Regions from separate parts of the Homo sapiens genome. Here regions 2 and 3 are each linked to region 1. Evidence: chromatin loops called from intact Hi-C (ENCODE). Cell type or tissue: gastrocnemius medialis. All regions are shown on one strand.

Region 1 (8,000 bases):
AAAACAAGATTGGCAGAGCAATAGAAGAGAACCAGGACTTGGAAGAAGCAGGAGGCAGAGAGGTGCTTGATCCTGATTTTAATAAAAAAGAGAGAGAGATTTCCCAAGACTAGAGAGGAGTGAGGCATGTGGATGACAGAACAATGATATGCCCACCTTCTGCCTTCCAGGGGGTGACACCTCAAAGAAAGAATTGGCAAAAATGGGATCATAAGGACAGTGGTTCCTGGCTTCTCCCAAGATTCTATATTCAAAAAGGAACCTGAACTTGAGAGCAGAGGGTGGGAAGGACAATGGCTCCACCAGCAGTTACTTGGCTGAGCAGATGGTAATGACCAGGGGCCACCATCAGCGCATTGGCTCATCATGTGGGCTCAGAACCTTAAAAAGACCCTGAGGGACTTTATGTCCCAAATAGAGTATGTGAGATGGAATTACAAACTACTGAGAGGCTAATTTATTCACAAATAAAGAAATGTGCTATTTCGCATACACCTGGATTTGTGGAGTGAGAGTCACCTTTGCCATGTCCACTATGTACAAGGCAATGTGTTAATGTTTTCAGTTCACTATCTTATTGAATCTTCCCAGCAGTACTGTAAATTCTGTTCTATAATTATTCTGACTCCATAGATAAGGAAACTGAAGAGCAGAAAAATCAAGTAAGTTTTTATGGGCTCAAACTAAAACATGGGAGAGCATGAAGTTGAACCCAGATAAGCTAATGTCAGATCCCTGTTTCTCAACCACCATGCCATTCTGGTCCTGATGATTTAAAGCCTTTATCCAAATAATGCAGGCAAAATAAGAGGAAATAATAACCAAAATTCATATGTGCACACACACACACACACACGAACACACACAAAACTTCAGTAATTGTACTATCCTCTTTTTTTCTGGAATTTGGTGGGATGTTTCTGTACCTCCTAGGAAATGGCCCAGTCCACCGTTTGTCTTGACCTGGCCTAGAAAGAGGTAACCAGGGAAATGACAACAATAATAATGGCAGACTTGCAGGTAAAAGAAGGTGTAACAATCCCAGCACTTTGGGAGGCCGAGGCGGGAGGATCATGAGATCAGGAGATCGAGACCATCCTGGCTAACACAGTGAAAGACCATCTCTACTAAAACTACAAAAATTAGCCGAGCATTATGGCACGTGCCTGTAGTCCCAGCTACTCAGGAGGCTGAGGCAGGAGAATCACTTGAATCCAGGAGTTGGAGGTTGCAGTGAGCTGAGATTGCACCACTGCACTACAGCCTGGACAACAGAGTGAGACTCCGACTCAGAAAAAAAAAAAAAAAAAAGAAGGTCTAACAAGGAAAACAATGAGAAATGATCATTCATTTCCTCTGCTAATACTTAGGAATAGGTTAATGGCAGTCAGTTGGAATCTCTTTTAGTGAATAAGAAAATAATGGAAAGGAGTAAAGGAAAAGAGTGCAGGATAAAAAAGAATAATGAAGGCCGGGCCTGGTGGCTCACGCCTGTGATCCTAGCAGTTTGGGAGGCCAAGGTGGGTGGATTGCCTGAGCTCAGGAGTTCCAGACCAGCCTGGGCAACACAGTGAAACCCTGTCTCTACTAAAATACAAAAAATTAGCCAGGCATGGTGGTGTGTGCCTGTAGTCCTAGCTACTCGGGAGGCTGAGGCAGGAGAATTGTTGAACCTGGGAGGGGAGGTTGCAGTGAGCTATAATTGCGCCACTGCACTCCAGTCCAGCCTGGATGACAGAGCAAGACTCTGTCTCTAAAACAAAAAAAGAAGAAGAAGAATAATGAGAATAAAGGTAGAGCAGAAAGGGTGAAAAAGAATTGGTGGAGAAGATAAAGCCCAGAGGGTGAACAAAAAGCAAAGGGCAGACTGCAAGGATCGGACTATGCTTCCCAGCCATCTAGCCCTAGGAAATCCTATTAGACAGCAAAAAATGAGATTATTGTATTTTTACTTTGCCACAGTATGCAAATGACTCCATTTAGCTGTTAAACATGTTGTTATTGAATTCTGAGAAATTCCCTTCATAAGATGTAATATTTTTGTGACAATATTGTCAGCAATGCCAGATTGCTTTTCTATTTTGGTTAAGCTTTTATCTGAGTCTAGTATATGTCATCTACTCCCAGATTCCAAATAATTGCTTTTATGCAATTTTTGTGTAAGCAAGAAATAATAACATGCTTAGAAATGTGAGAAATGTGTTAACCTTCCCATTATTTTTCAGGGCCCAGGAGAATTAGAGGGTGGGCCACAATAGGGAATGTAATTATTTCTCATGATGAATTTTTATGTATGTTAATATCCTTGAGAGCCCACATATCTGTTATTAACCACATTCATTTGTTTTGTTCCAGTCTTTGTGTCCCATGTTTTTAGTCCTACTTTTAGAGGCTTTTTGCATAACTGACAAAGACTTTTAAAACCTGTAAACAAAGGATTGTGAAATCACATTTTCTATCTCTGACACATTTATTCTTTCTTGGTGGCATCACTGTAATTCTGACTATAATTTAAAAAGAAACTGGACCCTCAAGACATCTTTGCAATCCCTGACACTATCATGACAATGCTTGTGGTTTCTGTAAATTTTTATTGATTTAGATGACTTTTCTGATAGAGAAAACTTCTCACCCATCCAGGATCAATCAGTGAGAAATAAAGAGGGAAGCAAATATGATAAATGTTTTGCATGATTCATTAGTCACAAAGCACATCTGCCCAGATCAGAACCATTTCACAGTCTGCTATATCTAGCTACTGAGTCCTGGACAATGACTACTGGGTTAGAAACAATAGTGACTTTCTTAAGAATAAGAAAGTCTAGTCATCTAATCAGCAACAACAGTAGTGTGATGGTTAATTTTATGTGTCAACTTGGCTAGCCCTAGTTGGTACCTGGTCAATCATTATCTGGTGGTATCTGGTCAATCATTATCTATGTGTTACTGTGAAGGTATTTTTTAGATGTGATTAACACTAAATCAGTAGACTTTGAGTAAAGCAGTTACCCTCCATAATGTGGATGGACCTAATCCAATCAGTTGAAGGTCTTAATGGAAAAAAGACTCACTTCCCCCCAGGAATTTTGCCAGCCTTTGGACTGGAACTGCAACATCAACTCTTCCCTAGGTCTCCGGCCTTCAGATCTACCCTGAAGATTTTGGACTTGCCGGCCTCCACAATCTCTGTCAATCATTCTCTCTTTCTCTCTTTCTATGAGTGTGTGTGTGTTTATGTGTATTTAAAAATCAAAATAATATAGAAATATGCACACATACATCCTATTGATTCTGCTTCTCTGATGAACTCTGTGATTGCTATAGGTAGGTAGCTAGGACCTACTTCCCAATTATTAACCTTCAATTGGCCAGGCTTTTTCTACCCTAGCTGGCTCATTGCTGGTAGCAAGGTTTAGCCAGACAACCAAAGAGTAGATGGAGAAACCACATTCTAACACCATTTTCCTGATTAACAGAGATTAACAGGTTCTTTACTTTCACATCAATAGAGATGCCTAGGTAAATGAAGATCTCCAAGGAGTCACTTAAGATAACTCTTGTTATAAGTAAGACCACTCTGGAACACCCCACAAGCATCCATTTTAAAGATTTTCAGCAGAACGGATGACCTCAAATCAGACAGAAACATTGAGGCAAATAAGGACCGACAAAGGCCTCTAGATTGATATAAACTAAGTCATTGGAGGATGTATCAGTTAGTTTTTGCTGTGTAACAAACCACCCCAAAATGTAGGAACTTAAGTTTTTTATTATTATTCCCAAGTCTATGGGTTCACTGGGCAGTTTTGCAGTCAGCCATTGGGTTGGCTGGGTGCTCTTGGTCTGAGATTGGTTACCAAATGTCTAGTAGTTGATGCTGGCTGCCCATTGCTCTCCAGGGTGCCTGGGCCACAAGTCTCTCACCATCCAAACACCAAGGGCTTTGTAAAGGTTTTGCTTTCTTTCAGCCAAAGTATTCAATGTTTGCATGCAAGGGAAAAAATATCACCTAAATCCCAAGCACACACATTGTTTTATGCCAGCTGATCTGATGGAGAGGGAGCAAAGGTCTCTTCTGTTTCCTTAGGCCATGGATTTAAAATAAATCAGGCAATACAGAATGCTCCTTTGTACTTGGTAAATTATTTATAATGGCAATTGACTAGAAAATATAGCCACAGACTTGGAAATAATAATTTTAAAAAGAGTTTATGTGACTCTATTAGGGAAATGGTGTGCTAATCCAGGTTTTGTTATCATTTCAGCCTGATGGCAGATTGTCCATGAAATCTTTCTAGATTCATGGAGGGAGAAGCTTTGAGGAAATGAATTCAGGAATCTAACGCAAAGAAAAGAAAGCGGCATAAACTTTCCCCCACCCCAGACCTGACATGAAACCCTAGGCGATCCCTCCTTCTCAAATGTTCATACCATGTGCCCTGAGTTATTTACCTAACAATGGTCATTCTTCTAATAACAGATCCTGGGATTCCTGAAACCATGCTTTCTCTCAGTGCTGTTGTCTCTGGGCACATACGCTGTTGAGATGGCGACATCACACACCCTTGAAATAGCAGTTGCACAAAGCAAACGTTTGCCCCAAGCATGTCAGACTTTTGACAGGCTGCAACATGATAAGTTACCAGACGTGTTCCCACAGGAGCCTGCGTGAATTGATTGCAACCAGACTCACCCGATGACAAGTGACAGACAGCGGATAATGCAGGGAGGTCAGGTGGGCTGCCAGGCCCAGGGCCAATTGCTCCCTGGAGCCCATCAACAAGGGACAGGACTCGGCAGGACCAGGCCGGCAGCCATCCTGGTTGGCTTCCAGCGGGTACAAGGAGAAATTGCAGCTGGCAGAAGCGCAGACTCCTGGTGCCACTCCAACACAGTGAGGGTAGAGGAAGGTGAGAGGAGGGTGTTACTCTTTAAAAGAACTCAGATTGCATATGAAATGCATCTCTTTCTTCTTGCTTTTGATCCCAAAATGAAAAGAGCTTAATCTCCTATCTGAAAAGAAGCTTTTCCTATGCTCTGCTGACACGAACAAACCATCAATCATTGCCTGGATTTCCTGAACCTCTCAGTACAGAGGCTTCCAGGCCAAGAAGGGTTGAGAAAGGCCTCCTTCCAGCTGAGGACAGTGAAGTGTGGTAGGAAGCAGGAGTCTCCCAGAAAGGGCATACCCTGTCTGATCCCTCCCTCTGACAACCTGCTCCACAAAATGATGTGGGGAGAGAGGGGTCATGGCTCAGACTCTGGGAAAACAGTGGCTTAGAAATTGATAAGTATTCAGACTGGACTTGGTTCCGAAACTGATTAAGCCAAACATCCTTTTCCCAGCTCTTCTGACTTCTCACTGCTGTTTCAAAGACCGCTCTTGGCACAGCAATGGGCAATTTCTCTCTTGTAAAACAGACCATAAAAAATGAAAGCACCAGATTTAAGGGGCACACAAACATGCACACACACACACACAAACACACACACATGCACACATATAAATACACACACATGCACGCATAAATACATACACATGCATGCATACAAATACACACAAAACCACAGCTAAAATCCTTTGTAATCCCAACCCAGCTATTTAAGTCATTCAGAACCTGGCTTGGAAAAGAGAGAGAGAGAGAGAGAGAGAGAGAGAGAGAGAGAGAGATGATAAAGTAGAAAGGTCTGAATAGGTTGAGTTACTCAGCATTCTGAATTTCAAAGCAACCTCTTACTTCCCAGGCTCCTGTCAATGTGCTGACACCGTGTATAATTTCAGACCTAAAACAGAGCTCTGTTCTTCTTTATCAGACTTTGGCCCTAAAGGCAATTTTGTCACCTCCCAGTACCATAATAAATTTAATGGGTTGTTGAATTACCTTCATGTGCCTGGGGCTTTGGCAGCATAGCTGTCTATAGCTGTCTTTTTATAACTTTTTATAAGGATAAAGTGCTGACTCTTTGTCCTTAGACAAACTTCAGATTCCATTGTGATTGACTGGTGGAATCAATGAGACATGAGATCAGGGAGTGGTTCTTGGGGTTCTTTTCCCTCTGAGAAAGCCATCTGACAGAAATAATCTTTGAGCCCCTAAAAGGTCAAGTTCCTATCGGACTCCTAATCTGGTCGACCCCTTGGGCTTGGCAGCAGAGTATGTAAGCAATGGCTGTGGCCAAGGTCTGAGCAGAATTGTGTTCCAGGTGGACAGTTCCTCCTTCCCCACCATGGTCTTCTGTCTCCACTTTCCAGTTGGGATGGGAGTAGCTTTAGCTTCTAGATCTGGAAGTTCATGTCGCCACCTTCTCTGGGCCACACCCTACCTGCTGGCTGCCACACCCATGTGCATGTGCCCCCTCCTCCAGCCCCAGAACCCCAACCCTCACCTGTACCCCAAAACCCCATGCTCGTGGAGACCTCAGTTTTAGATGAGTGGGGCTGGCTTAATCAAGCTGTTGGAAAAATCCAAAGAGAAGGACTAGTGAAGTCTTTCTCAGCCAAAGGTTGATTTTGAAGGAATCAATACAATCATCAATATTTTCACAAGGCCACTTTATCCTCCTTTTGGGGATTCCTCCAGAATGATTGTTGTTATTCATCTGTGTAAAAAGCTTTTTTTATTCACAAGTTCTTTGCATTCAACATACACTAAATTCTTTTATTATTCAGAAGGGTCAGGAGATGGAGTCAAATATGCTGCTTTAATGGCTCTCAAACTCTGATGTCTATAAGAATCACCTGGGGAGCTTGACTCTAATTGAGATTGCTGTGCCGTGACCTTAAAAGTTCTTATTCAGAAGGTCTGAAATTGGAATCGAGAATCTGCTGTTTTATAAGCTTGCCAGGAGATTCTGAGGTTGGTGGTCTAAGTAGCATGGCTTTTGTTAATAGTTTACCATTTGCAGCTAGTCTATTTTGACAGAATTATAATGCTTTCAAAATGGTCAAGGAAACCTAATAGAAGTACAGCTGACACATGAATAACACAGGTTTGAATGGCACGGGTCCACTTCTACGTGGGTTTTCTTCTGCCTCTGCTGCCCTTGAAACAGCAAGACAGACCCCTCCTCTTCCACCTCCTCCTCCTCAGCCTACTCAACATGGAGACAATGAGGACAAAGACCTTTATGATGATCCACTTCCACTTAATGAATAGGAAATACATTTTCTCTTCTTTATGATTTTCTTAATAGCATTTTCCTTTTTTGCATCATATAATATATACAACATACAAAATAGGAATAGGAAATACATTTTCCTTCTTTATGATTTTCTTAACCGGATTTTCCTTTTTCACAGTATATAATATATACAACATACAAAATATGTGTTAATTGACTCTTGACTATGTTATCAGTAAGGCTTCCAGTCAACAGAAGGTTATTAGTAGTTAAGTTTTTGGGGAGTAAAAAGTTATATGTAAATTTTTGACTGTGTGAGAAGTTGGCGCCTCTAAGCCCCGCATTGCTCAAGGTTCAACTATATAATTTTAAATGGCTTCGAGTCTGACGATCTGAGAATTCTGTTCTATATGCTTCTTCTGAAAGCTTTAGGATTTCTGCAGTGTGAAGTACCAAGTGATGGTCTCCTGTGGACCTTCGTGTGCCACAGCACCACCACATACGTGATGTTCATATGGAAGACCCTGTGAGCAGCTGGTTGGTGGGAGGCCCTAGTGGCTGGCTCGACACAACCCGGGTCATTGTGCCAATAGCAGAACTCATACCTCATCTTGCATGGCCACTCAGCCACACCTGTCCCAGAGACTCCACCCTTCACCTGCACTTGTCCTTGCAGACAGTCCTTGAGTCACAAAGAAAGCACTGGAAGAATCAGATAAGAAAATTATGGAATGATTGTTTGCAGAATCTGTGTTGACTTAGAGCAAGTTGCAAATGGGAGACATAAGGAGCAGAAGCAGGCAGGCCATGCTGAGAACAGAGAAAGCCAGGGCTTGTTTGATCTCCTTGGTTCACTGCTTGCCTGATATCCTGTAAAT
Region 2 (8,000 bases), 240 kb after region 1:
GTTTCAATCTCTAAAAAGTTATTTTTTCCACCAGAGTAACTATTAAGAATCAAAATGGATACATTTGGTTTTAAATTTCTATCTTCATCTCCTGTCTGTCTCTCTCAGAGATAAATGTTAACAAGCACTAGAATTATTTAAATGCAGTCATCAGAGCAAACCAGAAGAGAAGGACAAATGGAGAACAATCTATAGGAGAGACATAGCAGATCAGTGGCTGGACAGTCTGAAACTTCAATAACAGGACACAATACAAAGAAGAAGGGCTCCTACAGGAAAGGATATGGTGAAGTGGCTGTGCTAAAAGAAGGGATTATGAAATAAAATATTTACATTTAAAGTCCTAGTTTTAACAAACTTACTTTATCCAGCCTCTCAAATTCCAAAGCCTTCAACAGGAAAAGTCTTTCCACAATGCTACCCTAAAAATAGTTCCCTTTAGTCTTTCTCAGGATACCATGTAGATTTCCCTTCAGTTTGCTTTTGCAACAACACTGGTGTCACGAAGAATGAAACGACGACTTATTTTAACTAGAGAGCAATATTTATGTTATGCACACATATCTTGACACTGTCACACACGTGCTGATGTTTTCTTTCTAGAAATGGGATCTGCATCAGCCGTGTTTGGTGTGTGCCCTGGCCTTGCAGCTGTTGTGCTGGCAAGTTGGGTGTTGTTCCCAGGCATTCCACGGAGTTTCTTGGTTTAATTTTATCTAACAGGCTAAAAGGGGTACAATTATTTTTTATCAAAATAACAATAAGGAAATAACTTCCAACAATGAATTTCTAAGTGAAAGAATCTGCACATCATACATTTGTGTCTGTAATTAGCAAAATTAAATGTCCCTTTCTCTCCGTGAAGTATTTAGCTTGCTTCCTTACAATAACTGTCCATGGAATAAAAGCAAATAAACAAGAAATTGAGTTTACAAACTTATGGACATTAATTATTCAATTTTGGCAGATGCTTTTACTTTAAAATCAGTTACAATACAAACATGTGAAAAACTTCTAGGTTCTAAATCACATCACTAATCTCAGCAGTTCTGAGAAAACAAGTGACTCTTCTTTCGAACAAATGAAACCACCCAAACATTATTTATCTTTCAGCTGCACTACTCCCATGCCCAAAATTAAACAGAGAAAAGTTTTCAGACTCAACAATTCACCTCCACCGGTAATCTGAAGCCAGAGTGGGAGAGCAGGTATTTGTGGAGCCAAGTCTGAATGTAATTCTATTTACAATGCCATGCTTTGCCCCCCTAAAGCCAACCTGGAGCAGCATAACCCCACCCTGATCTTTATCACCTCCAGCTGGAGTGAGGAGTCAGGTTCCCCAAGGTGTACTTCTAACCAGAATTCCCCAAGACAGACTAACCAAATGCCTAATTAACAGAGAGAAGAACCTCCAGTTGCTCCACCATATATAGGCTCTCACTGAAGTATCACCAAGTCTAAGACAAAGCAGACAGCTGATAAACAATCCACTTTCTTCAGCCCCCTCTAAGGAAGCCTCAACAGCCAAATGTAATCTAATAATTAGCATATGTAAGAGTAAAGGTCCAGACCATGACATCAGCTTCACAGAAAAATCAGCAGATTCAAAAAAGATCCACGGAGCCTATGCAGTCTTTGGAAATTCTAAATAAATGAAAGGATGAAAGGACAGAACAGCAGGGGATAGAGAACTCTACATTCTAGGTCCTAGAAAGCACAATACAACATTTCTAAACAAAACTATTCTGCAAATTCTCTATTACAGAAAAAAATCTATCCATCACAAAGGTATTAGCTCACAAGGGTATTAACTGAAAAGTTGCTTCCCTAGCAACCTCCACATTGCAACAATGTCCTTGAATAGCATTTTGCAGAGACGGCAAGCCATAGTTAACCCAGAAGACTGTCAACAGTTCAAGGATCACCTAAACTTGGTGAGAGCCATGAAGAGCTAACACAGGATTCCTTAAAGATGACATTACTGCTAAAGATAACATGAGTGCACACATTCTGAAGTATCTGTAGCAAGAACTCAGGATCCACTAAGCTGTTTAAAGAAGTTTAATGTGTACACTGTGATAAAAGCTTACCTTTCTGTCTGTTACAAAACTTACAGAGGAATGAACTGAACTCAACTAAGCTTCTCTCATCAAGGGTTTTGCTGGCAGCCCCTGCCCCTCAAATTTACCCAACATCTATCTCATCTGTTGGCATGTCAGGTTTTCTGTTGTTGCTGCTGCTGCTGTTGCTTAAGTTAAAGATAACCAAATAATTATCTCAATTACATTTTTAAAAGAAAAAGTGAACCCAAAACTTCTTCTCTCCCTTTAGCGATAAGGTATGGCCATAGTGCAGTTTAACACACCAGCTGATAATTCTACAAATGTGCTCTGATGCTGCACAGACAAGGATGGAAACAAAATCCACGCAATTCAAAAGGCAGCTATCAATGGCACATAAACCCCGTTCAGATATGGAGAAACCAGACAGATAAGTGTGTCATCCGGGAAAAACAAACAGAGACAGAAACAAGATAAAACCAAAAGAAATTATGTGTCTTCGGGAGCTGTTATCAATCACACTTGAGAATCTTTGAACTTTGCTTTGTAAAACTAGGGATCTTATCCTCTCATACAAACAGTTAAAAAAAAAAAAAATGGAAGAGCTCCAAGGTAGTGAACACTGGGGTCAGACTGAAGTCTGCAAAAAGATAAGACAATTTACCCAGGAAAAGTTAAAGCACACTTCTTGGAAAGCTCATTTAATTTCCCTCTATTTTTTAGATTCAGATATCAAAATCTCAAGGATTTTGCAGTCTTTGAGATTTTCAGGATGGAGGCAATCCGTTGGACCAGGAGACACAGGCCAGCTCTGGGACAACAGTCAAGAATGGAGAGAGAAGCCATGTGGAAGAAATCCCACACCCAACAAAAGTAAATTTTTACCTGTGTCCCGTGAGCAAAAGAGGATTAACAAAAACTCATGAAGGCAGCTCAATAAAATACTGATAGGAGGTGAGAGGCTGACACTGCACAGCGCCTGTGTAATCCACAGTAGGTTATGGTGACAATGTTTGTGGATCCGGTCTCATTGCTATCACAAATTCAGCAGGCGTACAGGACAAATAGGAAGATATAACATACAGTGAACGCCTGCCAGGGGTTGGGCTCCATTTCTGGCATTCGCTTCTACCTAAGGCACCCCATAATGTGGTTATCAGTCTCTCTATTAAGATAAGCCATAACGGACTCTTGAGAGTTCAGGCGCTTTTCAATAGTGGAAGCCACATACAGCAGGGGTAGGTGTTTAACTTTGGTCAAAGGTTACAAAAAAACTCCTTGTGTGTTTCTTTCTATGCAAATCATTCACTATCTTAACCCCACAACACATCAGGCCCCACCAAACAATGACTTCAACCAGTCTTTCCATTCCCAGCCAGTGAGTTTCCTCTCTCACTCTTGTTAACCCAAACTCCAGGTACTTTGAAAATTCCAATATTCCAAAGAATATTTCCTCTGCAGCTACTGTGACTTCCATGTGTTCTCACTGTCTCTGGCAAGCCACAGCTCTTGCCCTATTCCGTGTTCTGAGAGACACAACCCAACATTACCATTATTTATTTACATGCTTGTCTATCCCACTAGACTGAGGATGTAGAAATCAGAGAAACCTGGTCAATGTGGTATTGTCTCACCCTGCCTAACAAGATGCCTGGCACAGTGAAGACACAAAAGATTGTCAGCTAAATGAAACATTGCCGGCATGTGCTGAGAAGTGTCAACAGGCTGAACATCCTGTACCAGCATGACACTGACTGTAACATCTCCAGTCCATAGATAAATCATACATTTAAAACACTCAGACATTATTTTTATAAGGATCATTATTCCACATCACCAAAGCAGTGTCTGTATGGAGAGTAAGCCAAAACAAAAGCCTTGCTGGAAAAAGTGACAAGTCATAGCTGCATTGTTCAAACAGAACCCTACTTGGAAAGCCAGTTGCCATAGGCTTTTATCTCACACAGTGAAACCTCCCCAGACAGCTTGAAATGAGGAGAAAAGATAACCCACTGAGATTTACACTTCAAAGAGCAAGAAGCCTCGAGGTAAGATTTGACTGTATCCTAATTAATGGCAAAACATAATTAAAGAGAGTTTTGGGCAGGAACTGGGGACATGAAAAGAGGATCCTAGAGGAAATTTTGGCATCCAGAGGAGAAGGACCCTCAGCCACTAGATGGGGAGTCCTCTCCTGGGCAGTCCTTGTCTGAAGCCATAATTGTTCAACTCACTTCTCTCCCTGGTTCTGATGGTAAATGTGCCCCACCCCCGGCCACGGTTCTGATGGCAAATGTGCCGGGCAACCTGCAGACCTCTGTCTACCTTCAGGAAGGGAATATGGCACTGAGAAAAGGCTGGCATTCAGGTTCCCATGGTGAGCATATTTAGTTTTGTACATTACTAAGTAGGCATTCTTGTCACATACTCCGCTACTGAGTTTGGTTAAAGCAACCAAGTCTGAGAGATAGATCCATTCTCAGTGCACCCCCAAACAAATTTTTTTTTTAATTTTGCCAGCTAATGAGTTATCTCCCATAAAAGTCTTCTGGAAGAACTAACTGGCATTTCTCCTGGCTGATGCATGATCCTAAATCTTCGTTTTTATGCATGTTTTCTTTAAATTTCTACACCATGTGCATCAAGTTTTATGAGGGTAATCACTTTTAGTCAATAGTAGTTTTTACCAAACAGATAACAATTTATTCAGTAAGACTCACTATCCTAGTATAAAACGATCCTCTCACCTCTCAGGGTAGAAGTGTCATGGAAACAGTTTGGTTTCACCAGTACTAAATTAATACTGCTTTTGCAGGGCTGAGGCAAAAATTTAATTTGCAAAAACCAGCCCAAGGCTACCATGATATAAAATTCACTTGATGTGTTAATTTCACACTCTAGAGTCCTCATCCCACCGGTGGGTGGGTGATCTCAATTATGTAAAGTAGAAGAATGTCTGAATTTACCCCAGCAACCCCAGACATCAGCACTCTAGGCCCAGCAGGAAGCCAGAGCTCAGCTTCCTTCCTGCCAGCCCATGGGGTAGCAGGGATTATCCTAGAAGTCAGCCAGACTGAGTAAATATTTTCACTATGCAGAGCTCAATCATAGGGCAGCAGCATCCCATTTAATAAACTTTTTCTTCTACATCTTAACACAGAAGGGATGCTTCCAATATGAACAAATAGTAACATAAACTCAATCAGCTCCAGCTAGACCCGGCATGTAGAGTGCTTTAGACTCTGCAGTCACAAGCACTAAGCCTGGGAACTGCACAGGCAGGAAGAATAAACCTCCTTTTGCCCCGGTCAGTGTTCTTGAAAAGAAATATGCCAACTCCTGTAAAATAAATACATGTTCTAGCATAAAAATACTATTTATAAAGACCATGAAATAATGAAATGTGCTTTAATAAAAGCACACCAAAATGTATATGCAGTATATCAACAGAATATAATACAAACATACATACACAGACATACCATGTATTTATAGAAAAAAGATGAAGAAAATTCTCCAAAATTTTGTTTTCATCATTGGGTGTTGACAATTGAGGAGATTTTATTTCCTTCTTTCTATACAAATACTATATATGTAATATATTACTTTTAATAGGTTACCTGTATAAAACAAAGAAGCCTTGGTTCAAAATATAAGTAAATGAAGATTAGTGTGTATTACTTTAAATAAATAAATTGCTCTATTGTTAGAGTAAGCTACAATGTTTCTACTATAGACTAATTCAATGCAGATATAAACTGACTATCTGTTCATCAAGGAAATAAAAGTTCACAAAGAGTAATAATACCTACCCATCAGCAAATCCGTCTGGAAACAAATTTCCTTCCTGTCGGTTCCCCTCAATTCATTCTTGATTTTTGATCCCTGCCTAATCTGCTCTCTCTCTCACACACAGAACTGTTGGACTTTCAGGGCCCACAAAGGAACTAACTCAGAACAGAAATAGCCCTTGGCCAGTCCTTTATTGACAGTAAAGAAACGTACTTTGTGTTTTTAAAAACAGTTTTCCCTGTGAGCTGGTGGTAGCATGGCAGCCAGCAATCCCATCTTCCTGTCCATCAGACTATTGGGATAAAATGGCTTAACCACCTCCTACCCCAAACCACATCCCCAGCTACCTGCACTACACCAAAACATTAGTAAGAAATCAGTAGTCTGGTATTAGTAATTGATTTAACCAAATAATATCACCCAAAAGAAGCTGCTATGCCCTGTTGCTCATACGCTGCACTGGTATTTAATAAGGCCCTCAGGAATAAAAAATTTAATTCAGAGTCATCTTTTTGGATCATCTGCTCATGAAGCTGAGTACTTACTAAAGATTCCTTTAATAAGGCATAATTCCTTAGATATAGGAACGTTTCCCAGTGATTGTTTAATCCTCATGGGAAGGAAAATGCTGTGTACTGGTCACCTTGCCCAGCAGGGAGGCCCTCCAGCTCTCACCTGCCTCCTCTGCATGTGGGAGGCAGGCCCAGAGGCCTCAGCCTTCATGAGCCTCAATGGCCAGACCAGGACACAGCAGCCCCAAAGCCCTGGGCCATGTACTGAGAAGTTCTAACATGAACCAGAAATCAAAGCTTCTAAGTGCATATAATTTCTCACAGTGGAACAGAATCATGAGAGGTATCACTGCTGGAAAAACGCCAAGATGTAAAACTTGGATAATAAATAAATGCAAATTATCTACTAAAGATACTGGATTTTAAGAGTCTAGATTTTCATGAAGAGGAAAAAAAAGTAAATAAAAACACTACAGTATCCTGAGCTAGAACTTTAGTAGACGTAAAAGAAGCCTTTTTCAAAGCATTAAACTTTCATTCCAATATTTATTAAGAATCTACTATGTTCCAGACAGATATATTATGACTCTTACACATTTGCTCACGTGCATAAAAAGTCATTTGGTTTAGACATTCCCACCGTCTACCAGTTCCTGGGGAGGTATACTGCAATCTCCACGTCAACTGATAAAGATAATAGAAGACAAAGTCAGTCAAACAATGTGAATTCCTAGACCTTTTTGATTAATGATACAAATGGCCACGACATCATTCTCAACTATCTTCCCAACTCCTTATCATTATATATTCTGGTAAAAGATAACAAAGTTTCAGGTAAAGTTTCAGGAAGTCAGCTTTTGATTATTTTAAATGGGTTTGCACATATGTACCTGTCACTATTTGACCAGAAGACTACATTTTGGACATTCTCATGCCAGATTCTGACTGGCCCCTGATGTGTACCTGCAATTAAGATAATTATTTCCATATACAAAACTACAAACTGGATCCCATTTTCATTACCTTTTGGGTTGGAGCTGGATACACAGATCACATGTTCATCCGATGTCCTTCTCTACCACAGGGGAGCCACACACAATGCCCACCCCTAGTAACAGGAAATGAAACACTAATGAGCCAAACAGCCATCTGCCTGTGCCCAGAATGAACAGTCCAATGAGCCTGTTGGTCCTTCCTTATTCTACAGATAGAAAACAAAAGCAGAGTACATGCTCTTTTACCTTTGACTGGCAGGCTGTCCAGAGTGACTCTGGATAAGTTACTTATCATTGCCAGGCTTTGATGGGAATGGTCTTGATGAAAGAAAATTCCGCTTTCCAGCCCCAGCTTATACCTACTGAGTCAAAATGCAGGAGCAGGAGAGAGGGATACACAGGGCAGCGTGTGGAATGCACCTGGGCATGGGTACTTCGGCAAAGGCCTCAGGTGACTCTTGATATGGAGGCTTAGCGATTACTAAACCTTTTCCAGGGCCAGAGGTAAAGAGGAGGCCATAAAGCCAACCACCTGATGGGTCCCACCGCGCCAGCTGCTCTGAGAGGCCCTGAGCGAGTAAATACGGCTTCAAATATGGATAAGTTGCTGAGACCACCAACAAATCCCCAGGAGTTTTGGA
Region 3 (8,000 bases), 160 kb after region 1:
TGTCATTAGCAGCAATTTATTGTGTATTTCAAAGCAGCTGCAAAAAAATTTGAAATGTTCTCAACACAAAGATAAGTGTTTGTGGTAACAGATATGCCAATTACTCTGATGTGATCAATACACATTGTATGCAGGTATCAAAATACAGCGTGTAACCCCAAAATATGTACAACTATTATATATCAGTAAAAAAAAAAATTTTAACGAGAGGAAAAAACTCAAAAAGCAAACTGAGAAGAAAAAAGCCAGGAAGTGAAAATAAGTATCAGACAGCACACTTGGGTGAAAAATGAAAGCTGAATTAGACAGTATCTGCTAGCCTCTATGTATATGGGTTCATTTGTTAAATTATTATTTTAAACCCAGTAAGACAGAAACAAACTGTTTTGCACCCAATGCTGGGGGAAAGCAGGCTGTACAACATGAAAGAGAACAGCCGGGATATGATTCAGAAGCTCATAAGAGTCAGAGAAGAGGAAGGTCATCTGCAGGTCTCCAGAGAAGGTCTTTAGAAAGAAGCAAATCCATATTCTCTAAACGCACACAAGTTCTCAGTCCTGGTCCTTGAGTTTGAATCTAAATCCTGTTACTAAAAAGGGGGCTGACAAAGACTCCTCTGACATGACTGATCCCTTCCTACCTCTCCGACCTCATCACCTGCTCCTTACCATATAGACAGCGTCTTGTCCCTCCTACAGAACAACTGGTTCCCACCCAAGGAACTTTGCAGTTCCTAATCTCTTGCCTGGAAAGCTCCTCCCCTTCACCCAGAGGGTTGGCTTTTCCTCTTTTAGGGAGATGGCCCTAATTTTGCACTTATACATACATATGCATGTACATAAACACACATATCCCCTCATATAAACTATACTCAAGAGTTTGCACCAGTAGTTAGAATTATGCCTTGATTTTTAAGAGGCGTATAGAGTTTCCTACGGAAAAAGTTAATGTAGAAAAGCATTCTAAATAATAACTAAGGAAGGGCAACATATACACCTTACCACATAAATACAAAAGAAAGAAAAGTCTCACCCACCTCCTGCAAAAAAGTGAATGTTAGTGAACTGTTCTCATTTCTGATGGGCAAGAACAGGATATTACATTTAATTAATGTTTGAAGGATTTCTCACTGATTTATCATTTCATATAATTATGATATTTTACCAATAACAAGAGCAAATGTACAAACGAATTAAGAAATATTGAACACTTTGCAAAGGAAGAAACAAAATAATCTAAGAATGCAGATCTTTAATGACTTCATAACAAAGTAAAGATGATAACAGGATTATGAAGATATAAATGTCTCTTTCTTCTTTCTGTCACTAGGCAATACCAACCCTCACTCTAAGTAACAATCTTTGTGATATAGTATAAGTATATGCTCCTACTTAGGGTCTGGGAATAAAGCTACTCATGGAAAGCTAAGTAAGCATTTTATCCTTCCAAAATATTCTATAGTATTATGTATAGGTGAACCCAAGTATAGGCAGGACCCAAGGCTCATCGCACTTAGTGAGGTAGGTTGTTCCAGTATTTACATGAGTCCTTAGCAACACCAACTAGGGACTTAAGGAAGTACACAAACTCTTTAAGGCAGGAGCTTACAATCAGTCTATCCACTATGGAGAAAAGGGCTCCAGGCTTAGCCCAAATACAACATCATTACCTCTTTGGTGTCAAGCCCATTACTAGAGGAAGACCAGTATCCTTTAATTAGCATCTCAGAAACCTAGGGGCTTGGTCTTACTCATTAGATACCTCCACGAGGCGTCAGGTACCCCTTCCCAACACAGCAGCTAAAATGTTACGCATACATTAAAAAATAGGTTACTGTGTGCCAGGCACTGAGGCACCTCTACTTTATATGACTACTTTGAAGAAAGAATTTCGTTGCCAAAGTGAAGTTTAAAGCTAATTTGTGAAGCTCTTCCCACTGATGACATCCCACGATGGCTTAACCATGACTTGTCTCCAGGGCAAGCAGAAGGAAAGCACACAGGGGAAGACAGCCCTGGAAAAAGTGGATGGACTGCCAGACAGATGCAGAGAGACTTGCAGGACTTAACTTTTGAAGAGAGAAAATAACTCCAAGAGCAGGGTTTCTTATCATTCTTTTGGTCTGGTGAGTTTTTCTACGCAAGAGTCAGAGACCATTCCAAAGATTAAAGCTCTTTTGCAACTGTGGTAAACTCTCTGAAGACTTTTAATACATCTTGGAATTGGCATCCAGCTTGATTTATTACAAGAAGGAACACAAGAAATTAGATCTGATGTGGACGAGTCTGGACCAGTTAAATGGTCACCAACTGTAGTGTAAGAAGCCAAGGTTACAGGCACAATTCATGTAGGGGCCAGTTAACTTTGCTAAGTCCTGTGGCTTCAAATTGCACTCATGAACCCAGCTGGTCATTTCAGACATTTCTACCTTTGGTATTAACATAATTTGTGGGCATGGATGGTGAGGGTGAGAGAAATGGAGTCAATACAACTCATTAACAAATTTGGAAAACACATGTCCCCAGATTGCAAGTGGCATTATTTATCCACAAACAGAACATTCTGATGACAACCTGTGATTGCAAAATATTAAATGTCAAAAAATAATTTTCTGAAATAATTGATAAATTTAGTCTCTCACTTTCTTAACCATTCAGAGTCTTAGTTTTTCATAATAGATCTTTAGGACTGGAGACAGGAAAATAAAATGCAAATTAGGTCATCCAAAATATGACTGGCTCTATATCTAATGAATTATAAAACAGTAACAACTAAAACTTAGTTCCATGCCTGGAACTATTTTAAGTGCTTTACATGCATTAATTTGCCTAATTCTCTATCTCCTAAGAAAGGTTCACTCATTCATTCATTATTCATTCAACAAATGTTTGTTGACTTCTTACCATGTTCTGGATACTGTTCTGGGCACACAGGGACACTTCAGGGAACAAAACAGATACAAATCCCAGCTTTCTCGAGTTTGGAATGTATAGCCTCAACTTACAGGGACTTTTCTTTTACTTTCCAGTTGGGGAAGTTTAACACACACACATCCTCCTCTATCCCCCAGTTGCATCTACATTTTCACTGCTTTGCTGTCCTGATTTTTGCGCATACAATTTTTTCAAGGCTAGTTTCAGTGAAATGAAGTCAGGTACATAAAACTCGAATGCCTACAGATTTTGATTACGCTTCAATGAAAGGGGGTGGGAAAGCCAGTTTTGAGTTGTGGTAAAAGCAAAGACTTCAAATCTCTGGAGGTTGCCACATGTGAAATGCCAGGGCCAATTCAGCCTGAAGTCCAATGACTCAAGTAATCAGGGAACTGGAAAGGCTTTGTGGTTTGAATACTCGATGACGGGGGTCAAAAGTCACTGGCTCTATTTCTGCTAACGTACTGACAGATTTTCTTGGCTTGAGTAACCCCTATCAGTTTTCTGAGCAACAACTCCCACAGAGTTTAATTACTGAATGATTCACAAGTATTTGCTGGACAACTGTCCTGGTCTAAATTAAGCCTCTTAAGATCCAGTGAATCTGCTCGGCATTATTGCAAATAAATTCTTGAGAGCTAAAATCCCTTAGGTTAAAATATACATAAATACATACATGTGATCTAGTGATTTTAAGTCTATGCTTAAAAATACACAGATGTGTAATACAGAGATAGATTTTTTGAAGGTGGTAGGAAGAACTATGATTATTAGAAAACACTAGAAAATTCAGAAAGGACAAGGGATTGAGATAAGTATGAGATGGAAAATGGCAAGAAAATCCAGCTAGCAGTTACCATGAGAAGAGACTGGGGGTCAGAGGCCTGCTTTCTCATCCTAGCTGGAGGATCTGAGGCTAAGGGGCTTCTTCCAACTAGTGATGGGAGAAGGGGAGGTAGTTGGCTGGTTTCCTCTTTGGGAAAAAATGCAGAATTAGACTAAATTTATATACTTTTATGAGTCTTTTTTAAAAAGGAAAAATTCTCTGTGACAATTAAATTTCACTCATTTGACAAATACCTATTGAGCTATTCCTATGTAGTCCTTGGTGCTTTAATATATTTAGAGCAAAGGAGTATCAGTTAAGTGACATTCAGAGAACTGTCTCCTAAATGTGAAAACAAACTTTAACTCTGGATTTAACCTAAATACAATCAAATCCCTAAAATTAAATTATGTCAATGAATCAGTTATAAGATCCTAGTAATTCACAAACCTTTCTGTAAACAAATATTCAGAAACTCAAGCAGTAACATTCTTCAAAAAATCTTCAGCTTAACATGGGCAGAGCCCAGAAGATTCTAAACAAGATGTGAAATGGAGCCTTAGCTATCCCATAGATCGTCTATCCCAAACGTAGGTCCTTTCCTATCTCAAGTGATCCTCCAAGTCTTCTCAAGCTCACAGTAGACAAAGCATTTCAACTATTTCTAGCGTAAGATAAAAATGGCCATAATTTCTAGTAATCTTTGCAAAAAAAACTTGCTTGACTCAAAGTTATACCAAAAAGTAAATTATTTTACAATGATTTATGCATCATTCAAGTTTTCAAAGGTTCTTAATTCTTACTGAGTGGCTGTAGTCAAAGCATGATGCACTCTGATTTTTTTCTCTTTAAAAAGGTCAAGAAATTTTGGCCAATAAATCCATTTAAAACAACAAAAACGAAATGGAGAGGAACAGCTGAAAATAGCACCAGTAACAACTGCAAACAGTATTCTCTATAAATAAGCTATTTACCCACACACAAAAACCGAAGTCAGGTCAACACGGTTGGCCTTTTCGTAATTAACATATAGTTGAGACAAGTTTCTCCTGAGAAAAGATTTTGCTTAGCAAGCAATAGATCTGAGTGCAGAAGAGTTTCTAAGTTTTATACGAAAAAAGTGCAACAATACGCCCTTTAAAGCCCAAATACTTCCAAATGATCAAAGAGTCAAAGATGATTAATGCTATTCAAGAAAAACCCTCACTGATTCTTTGCAAGTTCTACATGCATCAATATCATCAGTGGGCCCACCTCAGATTTCATACTCAGCGTAAAAAGCTCCAGGCTGGGGAGGACATACCTGTTGTCTGTTGTTGGGCATGTAGGGAAGCAGGGTTGACACGTGGAACATGAGTTCGTAGTCTTTGTATGTGGTATAGAGAGAGTGCGTGCCCGTGGAATCAGCTGAAAACAAAGATGAATTACAGAAGCAAGGTAAGCTGCTACAAAATTAGTGCTTCGATATTTAAAAGGTTACTGTTGCAAAAACAAAAAACAAAAAACACCAAGCTCTACCCAACCAGTATCTGGATGCTGCCCATCCAGCTTTCATCAAGCACTGTTTCTACCACTCCCGCTCCAGGACTGTGGACTGAGAGGCTCCTTTCCTTCCCCACCGCTTTCTACTGCACCTTTAGTTTCCTCGCTTTTCTTCTCTGTTCTTGCCCTCACAGTGTGGATTTAGGTGATCCACTGAAAGCGAAGTGTTTTTGCCACCAAGTGCACAGGTGAGCAGTGGAGAAGAGAAGCTGGTCCAGGTCTGGGTGCAATTATCTGAAGGGCGTGACAAACTGGCAGATGGCCTGGCCGCATCTGTGTGTGTGTGTGCGTGTGTGTGTGTGTGTGTGTGTGTGTGTGTGTGTGTGTTTTTACAGTTAATTCTTAGTTATTCTTGGCACTTGATCTTCCAGAACCCAGAAAAATGAAATAGGATTGATTGAATATGGAAATGAGAACAAAAAATGTTATTTTGAATATGTCTTTCCCTGAATGTAATTAATTTTTTTCTTTCAACAGGAAGTACATTGATACATCCCATGAATGAAGAATATGGAGAATGAATGTGATCACTTACAGAATATTATCCAGTGACATATATGTTAAAAAACTATGACATTTGAACCCCTATTAATCATAAAACTGTTCATCTTTTGAAAAGGAGAATGATTCTTTGTAAATTCAAACTCCATCTGTATTATCAATAAGAGTATCTCAGATTGAGTTTCACACATTGAAACTAACCTGCTGACTATAAAATAGTTAAGTAATTTTGGAGTAAAGTTCTGAATGACTTTTTGCACATGGATAATGAAGACAAAAAGATATACAAAAAGGAAAATGTAAATGGAATTCAATTTCTTTGTCAATTCTTGATCTATACAGTCTTATTTCTCTACTTTTTAAGCAACAAGAAACAGTGTTGTTAACATCATTTATTCCATTGTGTTTGTTGGGGAAACCTCTAAGTAGTCATTTTAAGTTAATCTTTTTTTAATCTAAAAATCTAAATTTTTACTTTAAAAACACGAAAACATTCAACCTTCACGGACTTATTATATTCTTTCTGAACCCTGTAGTATGTCTTTCTAATATTCATATCCAATTCAGAAACAGACCTGAAAACTCTTTAGAAAAAATATCCTATAGAGTTCTTAGATGCTCCAAAAGACATTCATAAAAGGCATTTTCATGAATAAGGCGAATACTTAGTGTTTACATATAGTTACCAATAAATTAATTTACAGATGGAGAGAATATTCATCCAAAAAGTTATATATAAATCAGCCCCGCCAAAAAAAAATTCCTTTTAACTATTTATTAAACACATATATGTTATTTTCAAAGGACTTCTTAGAAAGTAACATTCCATTTTAATTCTCTTGGCTCGGAACCTTGACAGTGAACGTGGCTCTGGATGTGAGCAAGCACAGTTTACAGTCTCAGGGCAGGATGGATGCTCCTTCAATGAATAATGGACTCACTGATGACAAAACCAAAGGCTGGATGATGAGAAGGCCTGGTATGTTCAATGACACCCATCACAACACTGCTGTCAGGGTGGTTCAAATTCGGAAAGAGAAATGCTGACTGATATTAGGTTTCAGATTTAGGAAATTGCAAGGAAGAAAGAAAGATGCATTGCGGGGGGGAAAAGTACTTCTTAAAATGTGATAATAATATGTCTTTCTCAAGCCATACTAAAAGAGGAATTTCTAAAATTAAATATTCTGAAAGTTTTTATGTCAAACATCAGCAAGGTAATGGAGAATGTAGACTAACAAGGCTTGTTGTTCTGGGGTTTGCTATAAATATTTCTATTCAAAAAGGGATACAGGCTATCAATTTTATCATTCTCTGCACCTAGCTCAATAAAGGCTTTTCATGGCTGGGATTCTGTACTCTGCTCTAGTTAACAGAGCACCTTAGTGGCTCAAATCCCCTATGTTCCTATCCCATTTCATTTTGTGTTCAAGAGAGAAAACCCATTTCAGAGCTGAAAGGGAAATCCCAGATATTCTAGCCCAACATCCTGAACTTTCCTTGTGAGGAATCTGAGGCCCAGATTTGACCTAAGTCTTCTAACCAGAACTAAAGTCCCCCAAATTCTAGAAGGAAGATTTTTGTCTGTTCCTCGAAAGACATAATTTTTATCTGACCATTCTCCCATACCTAATTCTTACATATCTCCTCTCTACTAAAAGAATGTCAGACTTCCTTGCCATCTCACAGAATGCCTTGCTCATAAAAATAACTTACAGATTTATTATTAAAGTCAACATATCAAACTCTAGTTGTTACGTTCTCATCTCCTTGAGCTAAGGTGCTTAATACTACATCTGCAATGTATCAAGGATAAGGCCTCTGTCATCAAAATGCAAAGCCAATGTGAATTCTACATGTAGGAAAATACTTGGATTATCTACGTTGTAGTTTTACAGGTGACACAGATCAGAAATTCTTTAAATGTTTTCTCAGTCCAATTCACTGAAGAGAGACAACACACAATCACAGTAATAAGAGTTCACATCAGCAGTGGTTTTCCTGGAGGGACATCCTTAAGGACAGAATATCAGCATCTCTAGGGGGTGAATGGTTGTTTGCAGAAAAGAGGAGTTTGAAAAAAAAAAAAGAAAATCAGAAAAGGTCTCATTCGTCTTTCTTAAAATATATAGATATTCATATTTTGGGTACCATGAATTATGTCTGAGGCATGGGCATTATACATATAATGTAACAGT

Evidence for each region. A loop is a pair of places that touch in the nucleus more often than their neighbours do. Peaks named below come from ENCODE experiments on the same cell type or tissue, not always from the same donor. Only the 100,000 strongest peaks of a DNase experiment are listed, where the experiment ranks them.
Region 2: a loop joins it to region 1, with 5 times the contacts of the local background. A loop is called at or near these places in 4 of 110 quality-filtered maps.
Region 3: it touches region 1 in a loop (4-fold over the local background); 2 of 110 quality-filtered maps call a loop at or near these places.

The regions. Positions count from the first base shown.
Region 1 is chr1:232,314,611-232,322,610 of GRCh38, forward strand. No RefSeq gene overlaps it. Among named protein-coding and RNA genes, the nearest start is that of SIPA1L2, 310 kb to the right of the region's middle. In gastrocnemius medialis, no CTCF peak of the experiment used is centred here; DNase peaks (open chromatin) are centred at 4,681 and 5,129; H3K4me3 peaks cover 479 bases; H3K27ac peaks cover 301 bases.
Region 2 is chr1:232,554,082-232,562,081 of GRCh38, forward strand. All of the region lies in intron 2 of SIPA1L2 (signal induced proliferation associated 1 like 2), which reads right to left. Among named protein-coding and RNA genes, the nearest start is that of SIPA1L2, 72 kb to the right of the region's middle. RefSeq lists a silencer at 1,202-1,496 and an enhancer at 1,802-2,373. In gastrocnemius medialis, no CTCF peak of the experiment used is centred here; no DNase peak of the experiment used is centred here.
Region 3 is chr1:232,474,565-232,482,564 of GRCh38, forward strand. SIPA1L2 (signal induced proliferation associated 1 like 2) reads right to left here. Exons shown (of 23, transcript NM_020808.5): 7 at 5,063-5,166. Among named protein-coding and RNA genes, the nearest start is that of SIPA1L2, 150 kb to the right of the region's middle. RefSeq lists an enhancer at 31-200 and a silencer at 3,766-3,968. In gastrocnemius medialis, no CTCF peak of the experiment used is centred here; a DNase peak (open chromatin) is centred at 3,337; H3K27ac peaks cover 757 bases.